2 separate regions of the Homo sapiens genome follow, and region 1 is linked to region 2. A link is a contact called in ENCODE Hi-C data. All regions are on one chromosome and are shown on one strand. Each heading gives the region's core, a stretch centred on a gene start or an enhancer-like site at or near the end of the contact. The rest is flanking DNA. Distances are from core to core; before and after follow the strand shown.

What was found. Hi-C counts contacts between places; a loop is a spot of excess contacts on that map. Pooled maps may share reads with other maps.
Region 1: a pooled map shows a loop between it and region 2 (3-fold over the local background). The contact joins the enhancer-like site here to the promoter of TTC33 in region 2. A Hi-C loop is called at or near these places in 2 of 50 pooled maps.

What each region holds. Positions count from the first base shown.
Region 1 is chr5:39,456,553-39,462,605 of GRCh38, forward strand. No RefSeq gene overlaps it. Among named protein-coding and RNA genes, the nearest start is that of DAB2, 35 kb to the left of the region's middle. Within about 2 kb of position 4,584, at least 5 of the 41 ENCODE cell types and tissues checked have a DNase peak (open chromatin) inside an H3K27ac peak, as active enhancers do.
Region 2 is chr5:40,752,040-40,757,918 of GRCh38, forward strand. TTC33 (tetratricopeptide repeat domain 33) reads right to left here and starts at 3,922. Exons shown (of 5, transcript NM_012382.3): 1 at 3,785-3,922. RefSeq lists an enhancer at 3,796-3,945.

The DNA of each region.
Region 1 (6,053 bases), core at 3,334-5,833, 1.3 Mb before region 2:
ACAGACTAACTCATTTGGTTTACTTTCCCTCTCCCTATACTTGATAAAATACTTGATTTGCAATAAAGCCTCTCTTATAATTCTATATCCTTAAGATATACTTTAGTCTTTATTCAGGGGTTAAACGTTTTATTCACTGAATGTTTAAAAACATGGTTTGAACAAACCATGCTGAACATACTTTATGCTGAATCCTATGGAATCCTACCCACACAAGCAGCTCATGATGTTTTGGAGATGTGCAGGAGGTTGATATTTTGAGTAAGGCAGTGCAGGATGCTCTGTTGGAGGATAAGAGATACAGAAAATGAAATTAGGTTTTAATTAGAAAGCCATTTTAGGGGTTTCTGGATATTAAGACAAGATGCTTTTGGGATGGCAGTGAGGACACACTTGAAGAGGATGGCATTGGAGAAAGGGTTGTCCAGAAGGAAGAAGGTGGTCCAGATGAGAGAAGCTGAGCACCATCCCAGCAGAACCATGGCAGCAGGACTACAGGAGAACATGAACTGCATAAAGTCAATGTCATGCTCAGCCAACTTTCTGAACATGGAATGTCAAAGACAGTAAGAAGCTGAAGATTTCTCAATGTCTACACTCAGAATACCTGTGAGGTTATTACAGAGTAATGATCAGTTCTTGTCCGGGTAGGGACATAGTAAATGGAAGACAAGTTGTTAAAACTTTGTAATATTCAAGGTCAATTGATATTTGTATATTCATTTCAGACAGTGTGTCAAATATGACTGATTTCCTGGAAAATTTATGTCTCCTAAGGAAAAGAGTTTCTAATTAGCATCTGTTTCACTTAGACCATGTAAATGGCGAAAACCATTCAGGCAATCTGTCATACATCCTAAATTATATGAAAAGCTGTCTACATTAATCAAATAAATTGTGTAGCATTAGCCTTTGGGTTCTCAGACTATTTTTCAGCAAACACACATGCCCCACAATGCTTCTACTTCTTCTTTTAAAAGTCTATTTTTTAAAAAAATGTGGTATGTCTAATGACTTTTCCCCCTTCAAAACCCTGTGTGTGGGAGAATAACTGATGGCTTATAATGAATTGTTTCAAATTTGACTCTCTTCATAGGCAATGTTATCTAAGCCACAGGTCTAAAAACCACTTATATGCCAGCAATTCCTAAATTTATATCTCTAGCTCTAACCTCTCCTCTGAACTCCAGACTCATATACACGCTACCTCTTATATATCTCTACCAGGAGGTCTGAGAGGCGTTTCAACCTAACAGGTCCAAAACAGGGCTCTTCTTTCCCATCAACCTGCTGCCTCTTCATTCTTCCCTCTCAGTTGATGTCATCATCCACTTGGTTGTTCAGATGAAAATTTAGGATTCATCCTTAGTTCTTCTCTTTCATCCTTGACATTGACACCACTGGGTAAGTTGGGCCAATTCTATCTACAAAATTCTTTGTGAATCAGTTCACTTTTCTCCATCTCCTTGTTACTACCCTGAACTATCTTCTCTCCTAACATTTAACCCATTATCCAGAAAGAAGCCAGATTAATTGTTAAAAAAAAAAAAAAATCAAAATCATGGCCCGGCACAGTGGCTCATGTGCGTAATCCCAGCACTTTGGGATGCAGAGGAGGGTGGATCAGGAAGTCAAGAGATCGAGACCATCCTGGCCAAAGTGGTAAAACCCTGCCTCTACTAAAAATACAACAATTAGCTGGGTGTGGTGGCGTGCACCTGTAGTCCCAGCTACTCGGGAGGCTGAGGCAGAAGAATTGCTTGAACCCAGGACAGAGGTTGCAGTGAGCCAAGATTGTGCCACTGCACTCCGGCCTGGTGACAGAGCAAGACTCTGTCTCAAAAATAAATAAATAAATAAATAAATAAATAAATAAATAATCCAAATCAAAGTACATCCATTTCCCTCATGCTTGGAATAGGAATCTATGTGATCCTATACCATCTACCACTCTAATTATTCTCCTATTCGGCTCTAACTATTCTCCCCTTCTCATATGGTGACACAGCCACACTGGCTTGCCTTATGCTCCTTGAAGAGTTCAGGTTTATTCTTCCTTTATGAATTTCACTTTCATCAGCTGGGACTATCCTCCTTCTTGAGACTCGCATGTCTGGATTCTTTTCATTCTCTAGTTCTTATTTTACATTTCACTTCCTCAGCTAACCCTTTCTTGATTCCTTGTCTCAGTCAGGGTCCACCCAGGAAAATGCAATAATGCTTAAGTGTTTAAAACACAGGAAATATAATACATAGTATTGGTTATCAACATGGTTGAAGAGCTAAGAAGCCAAACAGGGGGTGGTAAAACAACCAAGAGATTAATAAAAGCAGAAAGTCACTACCAATCCTAGTCCAGAGGGACAAAAAGTGGAGGTGAGTTTACTGGAGTTCAGGGACCACAGCAGAAGCTAGAATTACATCAAACACATCTGGTGAGAGCCAGGGGGTGTATGCAGCCCTGCTGAAGATGCCGTCTAAGGCAGAGAGAGAGGGCAGAAGTACTCTAGCTTTTCCCTTCTACCAGTACTCCATTCTCGTATCAGTGGTTCCTTTATTAAATCCAGCCTTAAATCAGCTAACACAGGAGACAGCGAAATGCCTGCGGGGGTCAGCCCCACCACAGTACAGAGCAGAGCAAGACATGGGAGAGAAATTAGTTGGAATGGAATCAGGCCAAGGATGGGAATATTGCCCAACTTAGTAGCCCTTCTTGCTCAAACACATCTTATCCCATCATTCCATTTACATCACAGCATACATCATCACTGCATAGTTTCTTGTTTGTTTATTTTTTATCTTTGTCTCAAGGTCATGTCCAACACAGCACCTGGCATATTTTATGTGCTCAATAAATAATTGTCAAATGAATACAATGGGAGAAATTTTTTATCTATAAAATCACATCAGAAAAGATGTATAAAGTATTCATTTAATAATCCCTTCCATGTTTGTGTACATTGTAACTAGAAATACAAGCTGGGTTATTCATGAGATCAATAGTAACACATTTCTTATGGGGACCTTAGAAGTTAGGTTGGATCATGGGGTTGGGATGGGGAGAAGTGCCTACTGCTATATTTTTTTTCTGAAGAGATGACTGTAATACTTTTAAAATAAATACCTGATTCAGTCTCACAATTGTGTTTTTGCTTCCTTAGTCAACATTCATCTTTAAGAATAACTTTACTGAAACAGGATAACATGTTTTTTAAAAATTGTAGAATGCTTTTGGTCACAAGTAAATGTTTCCAAAATCAAGGAATGCTAGAAAAGATTTAATTCCTAAAGATTTAAATTAAGAATTTAAAATTAATAAAAAATTAAACATTAAATTTCAGAATTTCTCATTTTCCTTCAAGTCATCAACTTCCCTTAGTAGTAATAAGTTCATTGAGTTCATGCTGTTTATAACACAGTTAGCATAAAGATCTCAGAGCTGTAGATGCAGTTTAACATACCATTCTCTTGTTTTTCATTGAGAAACATGAGATTGAGGAATACCAAGAGGTTTCTCTCAGGATTATAACACCAGAGGACCAAAGGATCCTTAACAAGATAATCAAATCCACTCCCTTTGCCTCCAAGGTATGCAATGAATTATCAAGCTAAAGCAGGATTACATGTAAATCCACATTTGCTGAGAGCTCTTGGGGAAGAAGATTGTAATGACCCCATTTTAATAGCATTTACTGTTCATAAATGTTTCCTGATATTTATGCCACATCCTTCACACTACAATTTAAGCCTATTGAGCTCACTCCTTCCTGACCTCCCATAATATGCTCAATTTTGTGTTGCCCTTTAGTTTTTTCATATACGAAAGTTCTGTCTTTATAACAAGATCATCTATAAGAATTACATGGCTTTACATTGTTTCAGTTCTTCCTGGAGTACAGGTTGAGAGACTTCTCAACTAACTGATGGACACCTTTTATAAATTTAGAAGTTTTGCAAGAACATAGCCACAAAAGTAGTTAAGAATATCAGATTTTATTCCACTTTGAACCTTCAAGTTTGTCAATTGCATGGGTTGCTAAAAGACTTCTGTAGTTTCCTAATTCTTAGCAAGATTTTTTTCCCCACATAGTTAGAAGGGTTAAGCCTACGTGATAACAGTACTCTTTCATGTTGATATTGCCTTTCATACAGATGCATATAAGTAAATATGGACAGAAATATTCAAATAACTAGTCAAATGATAATAATAAAAATCTAAATGTTAGAATCTATTTTGGAGACTTTTAATTAGCTAGTTATTGATGTACATGTGTAATGTACATGATATTAGTACATAAAGAGATTAAACAATAATCATAATAGGCCAATATTTATTGAGTTATTGTTACATTCCAAGCCCTCTTCTAACTCTCTTTATATATAAAAACTTAGTTAGGCTTCATGACAATTCTGGGTTGCTACTATTAATATCTCATTCTAAAGAAAAAGGAAAGCTGATACACAGAAATGTAAATTGTCCAAGAGCATGCAGTTGGTAGGTTGCAACTGATGTTCATATCTAAGAACCTGTGCCCCTAACCACTAAACTCCGGCTTCTGTGGTGAGAGGACTTTAATATTTAATAGGAGGTGTCCAGGAAGTGGCACATGATGGTTCTGGTTTCAGTTCTCACTACAAGAAGAAGTGACTTGCTTGCCACAGCAGACAGAAGACCGCTGTTCTCTCAGAGGAAACGCAGCTGCCAGGGAGAAGGCACATATAGACACAGTAAAGCTATGGTCAGCATTTGAGGGGGCTACTGGAGGGAAGCAGAACTTTATGAAGAACTCAATCTATAAAAGTGAGGCTTTGAGCTAGTAGTGGCATGAGCAGTGACCTAGACTTAGAAATAAGGACCCTGAAGTAAGATATGGACATTCCAGCCCAACTAGGCATCATAGTATGTCAATCATCCTGCCCACATTAGAAGAGCACCAGACAGGATCAGATCTGTTTCCATAGGTCGTAGCCACACAGATAAAGTGTTATGACTAGTTGCTTAGTAGAACACACTGATGGTTTCTTGTAAATCATTGTTTATAACTAGAAAGATAAATTGCATACAATTCTTATTTGAGAGTGTGGATGGAATTATTGTTAGTAAAACCCTTTCATCATCGTCTGAAAGTTCCTAGTCAAAAGAATCCTGCTATGTTTTGATAAATATGAGTTTTTGGATAAAAGAATAGGGTGAACACATACTCTGACTTCAAAGTTCTTTAATGTTTATAAAATTTAGGTGCTACCTGCTGCAAATATATATATGTATGCATATATATGTGTATATATATATATATATATAATCATCTAATGCCATATTTCTCAGCTGATAAATACACATGTACATATACAAATACATATATTTGCATACATAATCTTCTAATACATTATCCTCTCCTGTTCCAGTCTCCTCAATTGATTGTCAAAATCTCCCCATGTTCCTGCCCTACGATACTGAAAGAACATTATTTTCCAATTTTATATTACTTTCTGCAGACACAAAATCATGCCATGTCCCTTCTTACCTCCAAGCTTGTTGTTCTTGTTGCTTCTGCTGGGAACGACCTTTCTAGATAAATCTAAATCCAGTCAATTACTCTTCAAGGCCCAAATCAAGTGCAGTTTCCTCAGATATTCTCCACCCAACCCTGATTATTACCATCTCCATCCTCCCTTGGTACTTCCTGCTCGAGACACTTTGGCAGTCAATCACATGCTGCCCTGAACATTGCCATGTTTCATGTGTGCATACATTGCCTGACAAATCATTTGTATATTTCTTGGGGCTAGGAACTGACTCTTAAACTTTTTGCCTTTGCACAACTTCTAGGATAATGTCAGACGTTCAGCTGACTCTCAATGCATAGCTGTTTGCAACAAAATGACTTGAAAGCACGTAATTGTTTTACTTCAGACTTACTGACGTCAATAACTACGTTATTTTTGAAGGACATTTTTTCCCCTTAGGTCCAGAAAGACCTGTAGGGCACACTGTACATCACAGTCCGGGCTCCCTCTAAATCCACTGCATGTTCAGTGACAGGAATTGAGTG
Region 2 (5,879 bases), core at 2,672-5,171:
CATCAGCATTTGCTGCTTTACTTTGCACTTTCATGTTATGAAAATGGCTTCTTAAACCTCACAAACGAACCTCTAGCAGTTTCAAACTTTACTTTGGCAGCTTCTTCACCTCTCTCAGCATTCACAGAATTGAAGAGAGTTAGAAACTTGCTCTAAATGAGGCTCCTGCTTAAGGGAATATTGTGGCTGGTTTGATCTATCTAGACCATTCAAAGCTTCTCCATATTAGCAATAAAGCGGTTTTTGCTTTCTTATCATTTGTGTGTTTACTGAAGTAGCACTTTCAATTTCATTGAAGAACTTTTCCTTTGCATTCACCACTTGGCTGTTTGGTGCAAGAGGCCTAGCTTTCAGCCTGTATTGGCTTTCAACAGGTCTTCCTAAAATCATTTCTAGCTTTTGATTTAAAATGAGAGATGTGTAACTCTTCCTTTCACTTGGACACTTAGAGGGCATTGTAGGATTAACTGGCCTAATTTCAATATTGCTGTGTCTCAGGAAATAGGGAGACCCAAGGAGAAGAAGAGAGATGGGAATAGCCAGTTGGTGGTACAGCATTCAAAACACACATTTATTGATTAAGTTCACCATCTCATATGGGCATGGTTCATGGCAACCCAAAATGATTACAATTGTTAACACCAAAGATCATCGATTACAGATCACCATAACAGATATAGTAATAATTAAAACATCTGAAATATTTCAAGAATTACCAAAATGTAGCACAGAGACACTAAGTGCACACATGCTATTGGACAAATAGCACGAAAAGACTTGCTGGACACAGGGTTACTGAGCACTTGCAATGTGCAAAAACGCAGTATCTATGAAGTGTGATAAAGTGAAGCACAATAAAATGATCCCTGTAATCACTAGAAGGAAGGTGAGAAAAAAAGTGAGGGTGGCTATGAGGTCATTCACATGGAAAGACCTACCGTAATGGCAGAATTTGGAGGGGTAAGAAAATTGTGAGTCGTATGTCTGAGTTCTTAATGAATATGAGAGAGTGCCAATAAATCACAGCAATCAAGAAATATACAGGCTGGGCGCGGTGGCTCACACCTGTAATCCCAGCACTTTGGGAGGCAGAGGCAGGCGGATCACCTGAGGTCAGGAGTTCAAGACAAGCCTGGCCAACATGGTGAAACCCCGTCTCTACAAAAATACAAAAAGTACCTGGGCATGGTGGCACATGCCTGTAATCCCAGCTACTTGGGAGGCTAAGGCAGGAGAATCGCTTGAACTTAGGAGGTAGAAGTTGCAGTGAGCCGAGATTGCACCATTGCACTCCAGCCTGAGCGACACGAGCAAAACTCCATCTCAAAAAAAAAAAGAAAGAAAGAAAGAAAGAAAGAAATATACAGGCTGATAATATAAGTGAACCACAAACTTTCCACAGGAACTGAGATTTTTTTTAAAACCTGGAGGACTAATGGATTATAAACTGTGCTGGGGAATAAGGACAATGCAAACTCTCTCCCCAGGCCGATCATATTATAGGAGAATGAGTTTCCCATGTTTGAAGATGACTATGAGTATTGTAGGGGAAGATGGCTGAAAACAGAAGTGTGGATACTATGGAACAGAAGTTAAAAGGCACACAGTGAGGACAACCTGAGAAAATACAGATCATTAGGAAAGACTCACAAGATATCAGTGTAAGACAAGATAAAAAGAAGTCTTGTATTTATGATTATCCCTAATGGTAACAAGAATGATGACCACGTTTTCCGGTTTCAAGATTCCAAATGAAACTTTCTTTATTCATAAGGTGAGGCACCAGGCACTGTGGGAACCCTACTCATACTAAAGGACACCTAGTGTGTTTACTGGAGGTAAACTACAATAAAAATCATTGATCAAAAGAAAAAAAAGTAAAAAAAAAAACCGTTGATCAGATCTGTAGATTACATGAGGGGCTGTGATAGGGTGGGAAGGAAAGGAAAAAGTGAGAAACAGACCCACACATCTTTTAAAATTAATAGGTCATTCAGATTCCAATTACCCTCCCCATCTTCCAACCCAAACCACTGTTATAAATGCTGGGGACAAGTATAAGTTATGGCCCAAGGTGGTGGCTCTCAACCATATGTGAAAAAACCACGCCACTATTGCCTCAGGTGTTTGAGCCATTCTCCTCCACAGATCCCTTGAGACCTAGAGATCAGGGGCTGCAGAGGTCAGGACAGACTGAGGTTATGAGGGTGTGGGAGGCCTGATGCCACTAGCAATCGACAAGTTTAACCTGAAAGAGGGAGACAAAAATACAGTCCTCTCAGACAAAAAAAGGAGTTAATATTGAGTGAAACATACAGGCAAGTTCAGGGATGGAGGGAAAGGAAAATGAGGAATTTCATGCCCCAAGCTTCACATTTCTCCAGCAAACAGCGGCTAGTCATCTGCTCAAAGTAAAAGGAAAATAACAGATCTGAGTTCTTGAGAAAAAGGGAAAAGACTAAAATAGTCACTGTGGAGATAAGGAAAAGCAACAAAGGAAAAATAGAGATACCAAACAGTAGTATCAAGGGCCCACTACTGTGTAAAAGCATGAATCTGTTATCAAGGCCATTAGCAAAGTTTTATATTTTCTTCAAAAGTGTCTGGAAACCACAGAGTACAGTCAATTTCATACACGATATGTGCTACAAGAGAGTAAACAAAGGATGCCATGACATCAGAGAAGAGACACTTGAGGCTTTCTGGAGGACTTAAGCTTTGAAGAAAACTTAGCCAGGCTTAAAAAGGTATGTGAATCCTAGAGCATGCAAAGCACTTTCTGCATTAGAAAATTTAACATTCCCAGTTGTTTCAGATATCTTAAGCCGAACGAGTTTATTGTTCCTCTATGACTATCTGAACATGAAATTAAAACTTCTTATGAAGGAGGCTTTCCTGAGTCTAGTTAGAAGCACGAGGCTTCAACATCCTAGACTTAACATTTTTTTACCAGAGTAAGAAACCATGAGAGTAAACCACAATCCACACCGGTTTCATGTTAAACTCATGAAACCAGACAAATTCAACCTTTTATATAGGATTATATTTCAGGAATGGCATAACGATTCTAAACAACGACGCTGTATTCTAAATTCCTGTACTGTTACAAAGATCCCTATAGTAGGCGCTCAACAACTGGCGACGGCTTCACATTTACCCAGCCGCCAGAGAGGGCTTGTCTTGAGTGTGTCTGAGGATGCAGCACCCAAAGGGAAAAACCACTACATGAACAAGATCAGGAAATCACAACAGCATCCTTCTGGGTAAAAGGAGGTATTCAGAGGTGAGGAATCCAAGAAACGATTTACCCAAAAACGCCACCGCAAGAGAAAAACCAGTATTAGTGACTTTCCCTTCATCGGTCAACAATAATAAAAACGCTCAGAAAGGCTGCCCCGGACGTCACCTGCGCGTTCACGGACCGCCCCGGGCCGCAGACACCTCTCCAGCGGGGAGCGGCCGGCTCGTCCCGCCCGTCCCACCGCTCAGGGAAGGTTGCGGCCGCGCAGCTCCGCGAAGGTGCCACGGCGGGCCCGACCCTCAGACTCGCTTGTCCCTGGAGACCAACCCTAGCGACCAGGCTCTGCCGGATCCCGTCGGGTTTCAACTCCTATTCCGAAGGTCCTTTCTCCCCTAATCACAACACCCACTCGCCTCTTTTTCCTCCTCTTCCTCAGCTTCCACCGCCGACCGGGCAGCCCCAGTTACCCGATAACGGCTCCCAAGGCCCCGTGTTTACATTCTTTCCCACTGGAAGCAGAAATTATCACGCCCAAATTCCTACCTGCCTTCCCTGGATTCCTGGTTTCCTAAGAAACGGGTTTGGCCCACCCCTGGGCGTTCGAACAGTCCACAGAAGCGGGCAAAGGAAAGACGACTCAGTCTTTCCCCTCCGCCAATCTCTTCTCCGGGACCACAAATCCCAGAAGTCACCGCGGCCGCCCCCACTGCATGACCTTCTGGGATTTGTAGTAGTCAGGGCCACGCGGCTGGGCGCGCCCTCTAGCAGCAGCCCTGAGTGACCGCAGCGCACGAGCGCGGGAAAATGAGGCTGCGCGGGCTGAAGAGCGCACCGAGAGGAGCCGCCCCCGCGGTACCGCGCAGCCTCGCGTCCCGTCAGTGGGGAACAAGGTGAGGGGAAAACTTATTTTACGGGATTCAAAGGATTAGGATATGCTCCTTCCCCGAAGGGGTTTATAGCCTAGCTGATGAGGTCGGCCAGACGCAGAGAACAGAGAGGCAAAATTCGGTTATAAAGGGCTCGAGGCGGCCGGGCGGGGAGGCTAGTCAGGGAGGCTCGAGGCTGAACTGCAGGCTTCACGTTAAAGTTACAAGTGAGTTGGACCCAGAAGGCAGAATTACAGCCAGAACGTAGCTGTGCATCATGTCTTGAAAATAAACGAGCACATGTAATAAAGGTAATCAAGATTGTTAATTTCTCCAACTCTCCTGCCCAAAAGACTCATTTTTGGAAGTCATACTTTCTCAGCCTCAGCACCATTAACATTTCAAACTGGATAATGCTTTGTTGGGGGACGGGGTGTTCTGTGCATTGTAGGGTGCTTAGCAGCATCTCTGGTCTCTGTCCACGGGATGTCACCACCAGTCGATTGTGACAGCCAATGGTTTCCCCAGTGAAATTTCCCCTGGAAGAAAAACTATCCCTCCCACCCTGCCCCGTTGAGAACCACTGATGTCGACCAACGATTGTCCTGAGGGTCAATGACACCCTTTCAAAGCCAAAATTATTTTCATACTAATATGAAGACGTGATTTGCCCTTTGCACAATGCTGACATTTGCACTGATGGTGGAAAAGCAATGGTAGGTCAAGGTGCTGGCCCCTCCACAGGAATTACAGTAATGACACCAAACCGTACTGGAGCTCTTCACCACCACACGCTCACAGTAAGAAAAATGGGCCGGGCGCGGTGGTTCACGCCTGTAATCTTAGCACTTTGGGAGGTCAGGAGTTCGAGACCAGCCTGGCCAACATGGCGAAACCCCATCTCTACCAAAAATACAAAAATTAGCCAGGCCTGGCGGCACGCACCTGAATCCCAACTACTCGGGAGGCTGGGGTGGGAGGATCCCTTGAGCCTGGGAGGTCGAGGCTGCAGTGAGCCGAGGTCATGCCACTGCATTCCAGCCTGGATGACAGAGCAAGGCACGGTCTCAAAAAAAAAAAAAAAAATGGAAAAATGAACGCTGTCACCAGAGAATATCCCTGATGAAGTTGTAAAAGTTACTTTATTATAACCACTCCGACACTTAATATTCTTTGTAAAAACTTGGAAGTCCTCACAAAGTACTTCTGCTGCATATTGAAGTATGACGTATCAAAGAAGAGCTACTGTGAGATGGCATTATAAACTGAAGTAAATACTTTTTTTTCCTGGAACACAAATTTTACTAAGATGAGTGACAAACCGGTTATTCGGACTTGGGTATTTGACAAACCTTTCTTGAAAATGAACAAAGGGAATCTGTAACTTCAAGAAAAACAAGGAAAGGGAAAGGGGAAGGGGAAAGGAAAGGAAAAAAGAGAAATAGGGAGGGAGGGAGGAAAGAAAAAAAAATTGAGTTTGTTGCCAATGATAAAATTCAAGATTTTAGGCAAAAAAAAAATATGATTTTGGAAAAATGGTATTCACCATAATGATCTTGGCAGCTTCCCAGTATCTCCAGAATTTTCTGATATAAGTGATTATCAGTTGTGACTTTTATTTACATTGTTTGCTTAAATACATCAATATTTGTGCAGGCTGCATAAGTGAACCAGTAGTATTTGAAAACGATCAATGCATGACTGCGGTAGCCAGCCTCCAAGATGGCATTCACTCCTGGCATTCACATCCTTATGCACTGCCTTCCTATATT